3 separate regions of the Homo sapiens genome follow, and regions 1 and 3 are each linked to region 2. A link is a contact called in ENCODE Hi-C data. All regions are on one chromosome and are shown on one strand. Each heading gives the region's core, a stretch centred on a gene start or an enhancer-like site at or near the end of the contact. The rest is flanking DNA. Distances are from core to core; before and after follow the strand shown. Region 1 has its middle 49 kb from the start of LINC01087. Region 2 overlaps PTPN18 (protein tyrosine phosphatase non-receptor type 18). Region 3 has its middle 440 kb from the start of HS6ST1.

Region 1 (4,032 bases), core at 239-2,738, 1.2 Mb before region 2:
CCTGGCAAATGCCTTACCACCCAGGCACTTGCTGTCTGTGTCCTTCCTGACAGGAGGGATGGGAGCTGGTGGCCCTGGCATGAAGCGCTGTTAACAGTCAAACACAAGCAGGAGCAGGCAGACACCTGGGTGGGGGACTGCCCTGCTGGGGGTGCTCACCAAAGAGCACCTCCCCATCTGCCCACGTGGCCTTGCACGTCTCAACACTTATCAGGCACCTGACTACAGGAAATCCCTGAACAAAGCCCTGAGCTGCCCTGGGGAATGTGACCAGGGCGATGGACCAGGAAGGACAGTCTGGGGTGCTTGGCATGAGTGAGGATAGGCTGGGGAAATGCCAACCTCTTCCACCAGCTTTGCATCCCAGGGCACCCTCAGTGGACAGAGAACCCAGAGATGCCACAAGGCTTGAGCTGCATCCTAACCATCCTGAGTTCCAGCCCAGCCATGGCCCCGGCCCGGGGGTACTTTGGGTGCTAAGTTGGGATGACGAGGGGCCAGGTGACACTCCTGTGTTCCAGGATCCGGTCAAGAAGGTGGTACCCTGTCACTGCCTGGCTCCGTCTGGTCCCAGTGGAACAAGAAGGGCAGGAAGCCTCTAGCACCCACCCTCTGGGCCACCAACACCCAGGTCCACAGTGTGGCCACCTGAGTCAGCACCACCTGCCTCGGGGACCAGAGCATGAAGGCTCAGATACGAGGAGCATAGCGCAGCAGTGGATGCAGGTATGCAGGATGTGCTGTGCGGATCCAAGGAGCCCCTCTCTGGAGGCTTGGGCATAACCTCTCCATCTTATTGACACATAATATTTTACCTCTTTGTAAGGTACATACAAATACTTGTTACATGCATAAAATGCGTATTCTGGTTACTTTGAATATTTACACATAATAATATTACTTAGCCACCACAGCCTGCTGTCAAACATTACAGCCTATTTCTTCTAAATGTAGGTTTGTACCCAATAACCAACTTCTCTTCATTCTCCCTTCCACATACCCAGTCTTCCTGGCCTCTGGTACTGCCATTGTATTCTCTGTTTCCATGGGATCAAGTTTTTTTAGCTCTCACGTGAGTGAGAACCCGTAGTATTTGTCCTTCTGTCTCTGAAAATGTTTCTGAAAATGACACGATTTCCTTATTTGTTATGCCAAATAGTATTTTACTGTGTCTATTTAGCACATCTTATCCACTCATCTGTTGATGAATACTTGGATTGATCCTGTGTCTTTGCTATTGTGAATAATGCTGTGATAAACACGAGCATGCAAGTTCCCCTTTGTTACACTGAACTCTTTCCTTTGGATAAATACCCCCCCAGTGAGATTGCTGGACCATAGAGTAGTTCTATTTTTTCTTTTTTTCGAATTCTCTATACTGGTTTCCATCATGCTTGTACTGATTTGCATTCCTACTGACAGTGTAGCAGAGTTTCCTTTTCTCTTCATTCTCACCAGCATCTGTTATTTTTTGTCTTTTTAATAATACCCATACTAACTGAGGTGAGATAATATCCCACTGTGGTTTTGATTTGCATTTCCCTGATCAATGAAGTTGAGCAGTTTCTCATATACATCTTAGCCATTTGTATGTCTCTATTCCTGTCCTTTGCCTATTTTTAATGGCATTGATTTTTTAACTTTTGAGGAGTCTGAGTTCCTTCTATACTCTGCACATTAGTTCCCTGTCAGGTGAGTAATTTGCAAATATTTTCTCCCACTCCAGGGGCTGTCTCTTCACTGTGTTGATTCTTTTGCTGTGCAGAAGTTATAGCCCACTCAACTATTTTTGCTTTTGGTGCCTGTGCTTTTGAGATTTCATCCATAAATTATCTGCCTAAGCCGATGTTCTGAAGAGTTTTCTCTATGTTTTTCTAGTAGTTTTATAGTTTCAGGTCTGACATTTAAGTCTTTTTTTCTTTTTTTGAGACGGAGTCTGGCTCTGTCACCAGATTGGAGTGCAGTGGCGCAATCTCAGCTCACTGCAACCTCCGCCGCCCGGGTTCAAGTGGTTCTCCTGCCTCCCGAGTAGCTGGGACTACAGGCACCCACCACCATGCACAGCTAATTTTTGTATTTTTAGTAGAGACGGGCCATGTTGGCCAGGATGGTATTGATCTCTTGACCTCGTGATCCACCCACCTCGGCCTCCCAAAGTGTTGGGATTACAGATATGAGCCACTGCGCCCGGCCCTAAGTCTTTAATCTACCTTGAATTGGTTCCTATTTCCAACCTGAGACAGGGAAGAAGTTCACAATGACTTTGCTGAGATAGTAAGCTGACTGCATAGTTACTAAGGGGGCATTTTTATATACTTCTTTCACAGGAACAAAGAAGCCAAGTCATTCCCTACCCGAATTAAATGTATGATTTTTAAAGAGGAAGCCTTGAGAATTTAACCCAATCTAACCATTACTCCAAATTATTTGGTAAACTGTGTCACTTTAGGTGGAGGAAGGTAAGAATTACGGGAACGTGAATTCTTTAAAAATCCATAAAAATGTACTGTGCTTGGAGACAAACTTGTAAGTTATTGCCCCTTTACAATGATTTGATGTCAAAAATACCGTAATATATTACTACTTTTATTTGATCAGATTTTTAACTGATTAAAGATTTGGTCTTAATCACTATTTTACAAAATAAATGCTCACTCTGAGCGTATAGTTCTACAGCCAGTTTTTAGGAACTTAAAATTTTTATATAATTTCAAAAGTCACAAGAATAGTACCAAGAATCCTCCTCCTTCTCTTAACCAAGACTCACCAATTTCTAAAATTTGTAGAAATTTGCTCCATTTTGTCCCATTTGCTTTGTCTGTTTACATACCTCTTTTAATGATTTCAGTGTAAACTATAGACATAATTACCCCAAAGTGTGCATTTCCTAAGGGTATTCTTTTACACAACTCTAGAATAATTATTAAAATCGGGAATTACTGTTATTATTTTTTGAGACAGGCTGTCACCCAGGCTGGAATGCAGTGGTGCAGTCTTGTCTAACTGCAGCCTCAACCTCCCAGGCTCAAGCAATTCTCCCACCTCAGCCTTCTGTGTAGCTGGGACTACAGGAGTGTGCTACCATGACTGGCCAAGTTCTGTATTTTTGGTAGAGATGAGGGGTCTCACCATGTTGCCCAGGCTGGTCTCCACTCTTGGCCTCAAGCGATCCTCCTGCCTCAAGCTCCCAAAGTGCTAGGATTACAGGCCTGAGCCACCATACCTGGCCTGATCCCAGTTTTAGAAAAACTCTGTAACTAAATTTAGATGAAAATATATGAATATGTTCAGTGATTGCTTTCACATTTTCTAAACTGTGCTTTTTTATATCATTGAGAGTCTTCAATAAATGTACTTTGGTTTCAAATATTTTCTTGAAGTCAGACATATTTCGCTGTGACCTAGAACAGTTCTTCTCACAGCATCCCCTCCCTGCAAACTGCAGGTCTTGAGGTCAGTGGCGCTTGACTCTAGGGACTCTATGTTCTTCCTTGGATCCAGGCCCTAACTCAGGGGATGGTGGCACCACCTCCTGCCCAACTCTCAGCTGCCTGCACTGCTGGTCATGGGTGAGAGGATGGCCTGCCCCAGATGAGTGTCAGTGTGTGTGTTTGTGTGCTTTTGCTGCATTTCTTGTGTCTTGCTTTTGTCATCTCTTTCTCCCTTTCCTCCCTGAGGCCTGCATAGGGCAGCTGTGCTACCCACCTCTGAATGTGGGGTGAGCTGTGGCCCAGGCCTGGGTGCCTGCTGGGACCTCCCAGGAGATGTGTGGAAGCAGACACCAGGCGGGCTCAGACACTCTAATGGGTACACTTGTGCCTTGTTCTGTCCCTGTCATTTGAGGCCATTTTGGCCAATGGGAAAGCAGACCCCTCTGGCAGAAAAAGGTCCACTTTGCCTCAGGCTGGGGTGGCAACTCTGCCTGCAGGTTGGACCCGTGGGGTCTCATCGTGAACCCCCATGGGCGAGTGACACTGGGAAAACTAGAGGACGTGTGGGTTCTGCCTGCTGTCTTTGCGTGTGGAGACAGGG
Region 2 (3,896 bases), core at 111-2,610:
TGACATCGTTCAGCTTGCTGACCTCATCAATCATCTGTCCCCAGACAGGCAGACAGATCTGTTGGAGAAGTCATCCTCAAAAGTAAGGCTGCAGAGCCAGGGTCTGTTTGAGAGCAATGGAATCCAATGGAAATCACTTCTCAAGTACACTTTATGTTTGGACATTTCTCAGCTCTTAAAGCTTCTGACATTGATTGGATGCTGGTATGGCTTTATAAACACTTGTCTTTTTCATACACTCTTAAGGATTCATGTCTCCTCGACCATTTTGTATATTCTAAAATAACTATGCCATAAAATAAATGAAACAATTCCCACTTACTGCATAGTTTATTCAGATATTGACCTTATGTTTGGGCTGAACTTAGCTATAATTGAACAAAGAGTGATAAGCCATCGTTGCTTAGTGATATTTTCTATCACCTTCGCTGAGGCTGCAGTTGGCATTCTGCAGGCTCTTTCCAACAAGACCATTTCTCTGGTACACAACTGAGCAATTACACTGACTGAGCTGAAATCCACAAGCATTTGCGGAGCACTGCTCTGTGCAGGGGAAGCTCCAAACACCTAGGTGGCAAAGAGGAGCAAGACCCATCCCTGACCCATAGAACCTGCCTGTAGCCCCCGGATCCTGCCGGCCCAGGGCAGGGGTGTGATGAAGTGGACACCAAGTGCTCTGAGGAGCAGTGTGAGGGAAGAGAAATTCTGGAGAGGGAGAAGGCCCCACATCCCCAGGGCAGGTGAGATGTGAGCTGGGTCTCCCGGGATGAAGGAGACTGGGCCGAAGGAGAGGGTAGGGAGGAGCACTCCAGTAAGGCAGTGAAGTTTGGTGGAGCACTGACCGGGTGGGAGGCAGGAGAGGAGGTGGGAGTAGGGCCTGGAGGGTAAGGTTACCAGGGGCTGAGAAGCCATTAGACTCTCAGCAGCAGCCCTGAGCTCTTGAGCCTGCCCTTTGTTTTTTATCAAGCCCCCCCCCCCACCATGTTAGTATCAGGGAAGCTCAGGGGATCCCTATTGCAAGTGGCAATTCCTCACCCTCCCCTTCTGCTTCATGAGGTCAGATATCAGCTGCCCAATATCCAGCAGCAACTTTTAATACCATGTTTTGTTTCTGAAGGTAGCAAGGACATGTAAGCTTGGGAGTATGTGAAAAAAGCACTGAATCGAGAGTTAGGAAACAGAAACAAAGTTTTCATCAATTATGTAAAGCAGCTCTCTGCCCCTGAGATTGGAAACCAACCTAACCACAAATGGGGCCTAGTTTTCTCTCAGGACGTCACGGTCTAAGACAAACAAATGCCATACAAAGGAGAGAAGTCAAGGCAGGGGATGTTGAAAGCAGAAAAGGAGAAGTAACTAACTCCTGTGAAAAGGAGGCATCATCAGATCCGATCCTACTTGGAAACTGACAGCTGAGCCTTCACTGTTCCTACTGGGTCAGAAACAAAGCAACACGAGTATGGTGCCTGCAACGGTCCCATTGACCCCCACATCCCATGGGGGTTTGTGAGAGCCCAGACAGATGCTGTGCACCCAGTGGGCTGCACTGCAGAAGAGGAGCCCTGAGCTCAGGGCATATCCAGAAGGAAACATCACCTGCTGCAGTGTCCTATTGCAAACACAGCTCTGAGATGCCCAGTTCAGGAGCGGCCAGGCCTTGCATTCCTGGATACCCAGTGTGTGAGTTTCCTGTGGCTGCCATAACAAATGACTATAAACCGTGTGGCTCAAAACATGTTTATTCTCTTACAGTTCTGAGGTCCCAAAGCCTGAAACTGACGGGTCAGCAGGGTGGTTCCCTCTACTGTCTGTGAGGGAGAATCGGCCAGGCCTCTCTCCTGGCCCCTGGTGGTTTGCTGGCAATCTTTGGCATTCCTTGGTTTGCAGACACTTCATCCCCATCTCTGCCTCCATCTCAATGACCTTCTTCTCTTTGTCTCTGCGTCTCTCTCTCTTTTCTCTTATAAAGACATCATTGGGTTTAGGGCCCATCCTAAATACAGGATGATTTCATCTCCAGGTGTTTTAATTACATTTGCAAAGACCCTTTTTCCAAATAAGGTCGCATTCACAGGTTCTAGAAGTTAGGACTTGGACCTATCTTTTTGGGGGCCACCATTCAACCCACTACCTCCAGGAAAGACCTGTAGGAGAGCAAGAGACGGGTGGAGGATTGCCTCTCCCATTGCTGAGCTTTCTTAACAAGAGAACGGTTTTTATGTCAGCCTGAAGTAGTGATCTACATGAGCAAAGACATGGGTCTGGAAAGAGGAAAAGAATATTTGAGACAAGGTGTCATACTTTACTAGAAGTGAGGAAACCCGGAGTAAATGGTGTGAGATAAATCAGCCTGCACACTTCCTAAGTGTCAGCACTGTTCTCGGAGCTGGGACAGTAGCTGTAAACCAAACAAAAACTCCTGCCCTCACGCAGCTTACATTCTGATCAGGAGAGACAGGAAACAATATTAAGAGGTAAATGTTCAAATATATTAGAGGCAGAATCTAGGAGAAAAGTATCCAAGGCAGAGAGAATAACCAGGGCAAATGCCTGAGTGGAAACTGTGCTTGCCATGCTGGGCCAGGAGTGAGGCTACTGGGTGTGAAGTCAGAAACCAAGAAGGCGCAGAGACTGGACCCTCCTCGCATGCTGACAAGGTGGCCTGCACAGCTCCACATCACATGCACATGTGTATAAAACACCAGACCAAGGCCGGGAGCAGTGACTCACGCCAGTAATCCCAGCACTTCGTGAGGCAGGGGCAGGTAGATCACGAGGTCAGGAGTTCGAGACCAGCCTTGCCAACGTGGTGAAACCCCATCTCTACTAAAAATACAAATATTAGCTGGGCATAGTGGTACACGCGTTTAATCCCAGCTACTTGAGAGGCTGAGGCAGAAGAATTGCTTGAACCTGGGAGGCGGAGACAGAGGTTGTAGTGAGCCAAGATTGCGACATTGTACTCCAGCCTGGGCGACAGAGCAAGACTCCATCTTTGGGGAAGAAAAAAAGGAAAAACAGACCTCTGAATCGGAGAAATGGACAGTTTATTACTCACAGTGAACACAGCAGCCAGAACAGTATCTTTAGTCACTTTCCCATGCCCCTATTCCCAAGAAGAGGGCATGTGGATCGTACCAGCTGGGCAGGCAGTGGGTCTGCATCCCAGGAGAGGGACCCGAAACTGGGAGACTTGGAGATTTTATCAGGGCTGTGGAGGACCTGCCTTTCTTCTCCTCCAGAGATAGATGACTCATTATCCAGCAACACAGAGGTCAGCACCGACCTCACCAGCAGCAGGCTCACAGGAGTGGCAGGGGCATTGGGAGAGTGGGAGGCAGCACAGGGTCAGCTCTTTCACGAAAACAGAGAAACGGGGCAGCTCTAGAGTGGGAGTAGGGGCACAGAGAACAGGAAGGAAAGGCGGCCGGCGAAGGTATGATATCACACCAGCTCCCACTGTGGGCACCCAAACCCAAGCCTCCTGGGAAAGTCTGGGAACTGTTAAAAATCCACACCTCAGCATCACCCTGCCAAGGGGTGGGGTGGGGTATGTACACATCCCCATCATTCCTTGATTGAAGGCTGCAGGAGAGTGGAGTTCATGCCAAGGCACTTGAGATCGACCATGGATGCAGCCAGGCAGAGGCAGAGGAAGGCCAGCCCTATCCCAGAGAAGGGCAGGACAGGGGTGGACATGGGGCCCAGGGCACTGTGGCAGTGCATACAGGGACCTGGGCAGGCACAGTGTCAGTCAGAGGTCCAGAGACCTGAAAGTGAGAGGGGCGGGACCCTTGAGGTTCAGGGAAAGAGCATCTTATACTTTTTCCATTTTGCAGTGACTTGGAGATTTGTCCACACCAGTGCACAGAGACGTGTCCTCCTTTTATTTCTTT
Region 3 (3,886 bases), core at 121-2,620, 1.6 Mb after region 2:
ACACAAGGCACAGCCCCGGAGATGGTTAAAATCTTCTGGCACTAGCAGGGTATATATGAAACCTAAACAGCCAGTTCCGAAAAAAAGTTTTCAGAGGGGTCCTCGACACTGGGAAAGCTGCCGGGTGAGGACAGACAAGAGGCCAATGTGAAGTCTCTTTTTCCATTTTCCTGCTTGATTTTTCTGCTTGAGACTTAACCATGATAAATCCTGGAATACTCCTTATTTATCTTTGTTGTTTTCCGTCTCTCCCCACTAGAGGGCGTGCTCCATGAGGGCAGGGGTCTTCGCTTTTCTCTCTGCTGCATCCTGAGCGCGGCTGGGACTTTTTGACTCTCGGTTAATATTGACCGAATGAATAAATGACTAAGTCAGCAGTGGAAGCAGGAAAAAAGGCATGCATGTGTATTTTTGGAGAGAAAAAGGGAGGTTTGCTGGAAGCAGAGGAGCTCTGTCTCCTTTTTTTTTTTTTTTTTGAGACGGAGTCTCTCTCTGTCGCCCAGGCTGGAGTGCAGTGGAGCAATCTCGGCTCACTGCAAGCTCCGCCTCCCGGGTTCCCGCCATTCTCCTGCCTCAGCCTCCTCAGTAGCTGGGATTACAGGCGCCCGCCACCACGCCCGGCTAATTTTTTTTGTATTTTTTAGTAGACACGGGGTTTCACCGTGTTAGCCAGGATGGTCTCGATCTCTTGACCTCGTGATCCGCCCGCCTCGGCCTCCGGAGCTCTGTCTCTTTGGGGTGCACAGCTCACTGCCCCCCAGAGTCTCCAGGGCCGAGGGTCAGGGATGTGGGTTGAATTGCAGGACCTCAGCTTTAATATGCTTTCCCGTTAATATGCTTTCCCGTCACAGGGAAACGGACTCCACCCAGACTGACTGTGGGATTGATTTCTAGGTCTTTTTATCTTTGGGGGTCAGGTGAAGAGATGGAAAAAGTTAATATATGTTGCATTTCAGAAACAAACTTAGGAAAAAGTTCTCTGGCATTTTCTAGCCATATGATGTGTATACATAGCCTAACATCTTTTTTTCTTCCATTTCTGTATCTGTACTATGAGATCAACTTATAGGAAATAATGTCTGTAAAACAATAACACAGTTCTTGACTCCTAGTAGACAATCAGTAATTGATGTCAGCTATCCTGGTGGTGGTGATGGTGCTATTATTTGCTTCCTGTTCCAGGTGGCTTCTGGTTCCCTTGGGACTTGCCCTGTGTGCAGGTACAGTTCAGACCAGAGGAGAAGCGGAACACACCGCAGCATCCTGTGGGGTCCTGCATAGTGGAGTAAATGAGCCTGGGCATTTGGGAGAGGGCTAGGGGAGTGTTGGTGTAAAGGACAGCAAGCAAGTGGTGACAGCCACCGGCTATTAATACTTTTAGTGAGTTTCTGCTTCACTGCCGGTCATTTTTTCTCACACTTAACAGCTTGCACTGATGACAGGAAGCACATGCTTGTAAGCAGACCATCTCCTGCAGCACTCACTGCACACAGGGCCTGTCTCCACCGGGACTGAGAGCCCAGACTCTCCTGCCCACATCCTGCAGCTGGCCTGGGAGGAGGCGCCTGCAAGCTTCCTCCTTTGGTTATCTCTCTCTTGCTGCGCCTCTGCTGCTTTTCCATGTGATCAAAGCAACCTTGACATCTTTCCCCCGTGCAGAATTTAATTTCCTAACTGAGATTTTATATATAGCACAAAATAAAGTTCTTATGTCTCTGATCTTGCAAGATAACCCCCAGCCCCACCTCACCTGCACAGGAGCAGGGCTCCAATTGATATGATAATGCAGGAGAATGCAGCCCTGGAAGGATGTCAGGCACTTCTAAATATACACGCGTGCGGCCCAGTTCTGACTAGTGAGGGCTTTGATGTTAAATGAAATGGGATAATGATACGAGGAGAGTGACGCTGGATCACAAATCTTCTCTCCAACAGATGAGGACAAAAGTCAGCAAAAACCTTCCCAACTGCCTCCAAGCAAGGGAAAAGGGACTGCATCCTAGAGCTGCAGACAAGGAGGCCAAGTTAAAAAAATCAGAGTATTCTAGCTCAGCATGGCGCTTACTCTTCTCCACCAACCAGAGGTCAAGCTGGCAAAGGAGGTTAAAAAAAAAAAAGTTCTAAGCATTCTCTCAATGCCCCCAAATGTGGTGACTACAAGGTAAATGGGCCACCCTGGAAAATAGAAAGATCAACCTGAGAGACAGGAAGGAAGCCCAGCTGGCTTCCTCTGGCTCTGGGAGAGACAGGAAGAAATCTGGGCTCCAGCAGGTTGAGGGCCTCCCACTGGATATCCCGAGGATGTTCTCCTTCCCACTCCTTCCAAGACGGAAGGAGAACACCGATGCATAAAACACAATAGGCAGGCCTGGAACTGAGCCCCGGAGGAAGGCAATCATGTCAAACGGGGCAGGGAGGCTGTCAAGGAAAATTCACCCAATGATATTTGAGCAAGGGAAGTTAAGGGTGAGAGAGAGATACAGCAACTGCGCAGGGATGAGACACGCATATTCCAGGGAAAATACGCAAAGGAGGGGGGCGCATGGCACACAAAGGCCTGGAGAAGAGTGTGACTCTGTGAGTCCCTCACTCCAGAGGAAGGCTGGATAGAAACGTGAATGAGACTAAAATTGAGAGAACAGCTTTAAAAGAGAACCTTTAGAAACATCGAGTGCTAAAGCAACATTCCTAACAGAACTAGTAGATTAACAAAAACAACAGGGGACAAAATGTCCAGTGAGTTCCTGACACAGAGGCAGACAGGCTTGAGATGGAGATGGCGGCGGTGAATGCCTGAGAAAGGACCCAGAGAGGACAGCAGTCAGAGAAAGGACAACAGAAATGCAGAACAGACCCGGGGAGCCGTGACCTGACACACACATGTCCCTAACATGGAAACCCCACAGAAGGCGACAGGATGTCTTTGCAAATACACGATTATTTTCATTAACAAAGACACAGGAACTGAAAGCAATCCAAAAGGAGCACGCTGTTCAGAAAATGTTAATACAGAACCACGGCCATGGGAAGTTTCCTGGTTAACGTAATGAACAGGAAGGATAAGCAAAGAGTGCTTCAAGCATTCAGCTAGTCAAGCCAGGCCAAGAAATGACTGGGCAGGGGTGGATCACCTGGGCTCAGTGCTTTCGTCTCCCACCGCTCTGGAGCAGTGACGGAGGGCAATAGCAATGACATTGAGGGAAAATTCAGAGGGCCAGAAAGTCTTACTCAAGAACCCAGCCAGCTGGGTTCAGAAATAACAGTCACACATAAGGCCAGGTGCGGTGGCTCACCCTGTAATCCCAGCACTTTGGGAGGCCGAGGTGGATGGATCACGAGGTCAGGAGTTTGAGACCAGCCTGGCCAACATGGTGAAACCCCGTCTTTATTAAAAATACAAAAATTAGCCAGGCGTGGCACCGCACGCCTGTAGTCCCAGCTACCCGGGAGGCTGAGGCAAAAGAATCGCTTGAACCCGGGAGGCAGAGGTTGCAGTGAGCCGAGATCATGCCATTGCACTCCAGCCTGGGTGACAGATTGAGACTCCATCCCAAAAAAAAAAAAAAAAAAAAAAAAAATACCCAGATAAACATACCAAAAAGTAGGCTGCAACCATGAGACATTTAGAAAAAAAAAATGCCAACCCACTAATATGAACAGGGAAAGGGTAGGCCCGGGGCAACATTTAAACTAGGGGACAAATGGTTAAAACCCTACATTTTATGTTATGCATGTCTCACCACAATAAAGAAAAACATTTTTAAAATGCAGGAAAAAAAAAGGACAGTGGAGTGTGGATTTAAAAGTTCTAAGAAAAAGAAAAAAAAACTGTTTACTCAGCCAAGTTTCCCCTTGATTATATAGGTGGCAGACTGTCACGGCTGGC

Evidence for each region. A loop is a pair of places that touch in the nucleus more often than their neighbours do. Pooled maps may share reads with other maps.
Region 1: a map with no recorded cell type shows a loop between it and region 2 (5-fold over the local background). The contact joins two enhancer-like sites. A Hi-C loop is called at or near these places in 2 of 37 single-sample maps with no recorded cell type and 2 of 50 pooled maps.
Region 3: a loop to region 2 is called in a map with no recorded cell type, with 21 times the contacts of the local background. The contact joins two enhancer-like sites. A Hi-C loop is called at or near these places in 3 of 37 single-sample maps with no recorded cell type and 2 of 50 pooled maps.

What each region holds. Positions count from the first base shown.
Region 1 is chr2:131,585,752-131,589,783 of GRCh38, reverse strand. No RefSeq gene overlaps it. Among named protein-coding and RNA genes, the nearest start is that of LINC01087, 49 kb to the left of the region's middle. RefSeq lists an enhancer at 1,327-1,476. Within about 2 kb of position 1,488, at least 2 of the 41 ENCODE cell types and tissues checked have a DNase peak (open chromatin) inside an H3K27ac peak, as active enhancers do.
Region 2 is chr2:130,374,540-130,378,435 of GRCh38, reverse strand. It overlaps PTPN18 (protein tyrosine phosphatase non-receptor type 18), which reads right to left. Exons shown (of 15, transcript NM_014369.4): 15 at 3,031-3,896. Among named protein-coding and RNA genes, the nearest start is that of PTPN18, 20 kb to the right of the region's middle. Within about 2 kb of position 1,360, at least 3 of the 41 ENCODE cell types and tissues checked have a DNase peak (open chromatin) inside an H3K27ac peak, as active enhancers do.
Region 3 is chr2:128,751,960-128,755,845 of GRCh38, reverse strand. No RefSeq gene overlaps it. Among named protein-coding and RNA genes, the nearest start is that of HS6ST1, 440 kb to the right of the region's middle. RefSeq lists an enhancer at 1,057-1,256. Within about 2 kb of position 1,370, at least 7 of the 41 ENCODE cell types and tissues checked have a DNase peak (open chromatin) inside an H3K27ac peak, as active enhancers do.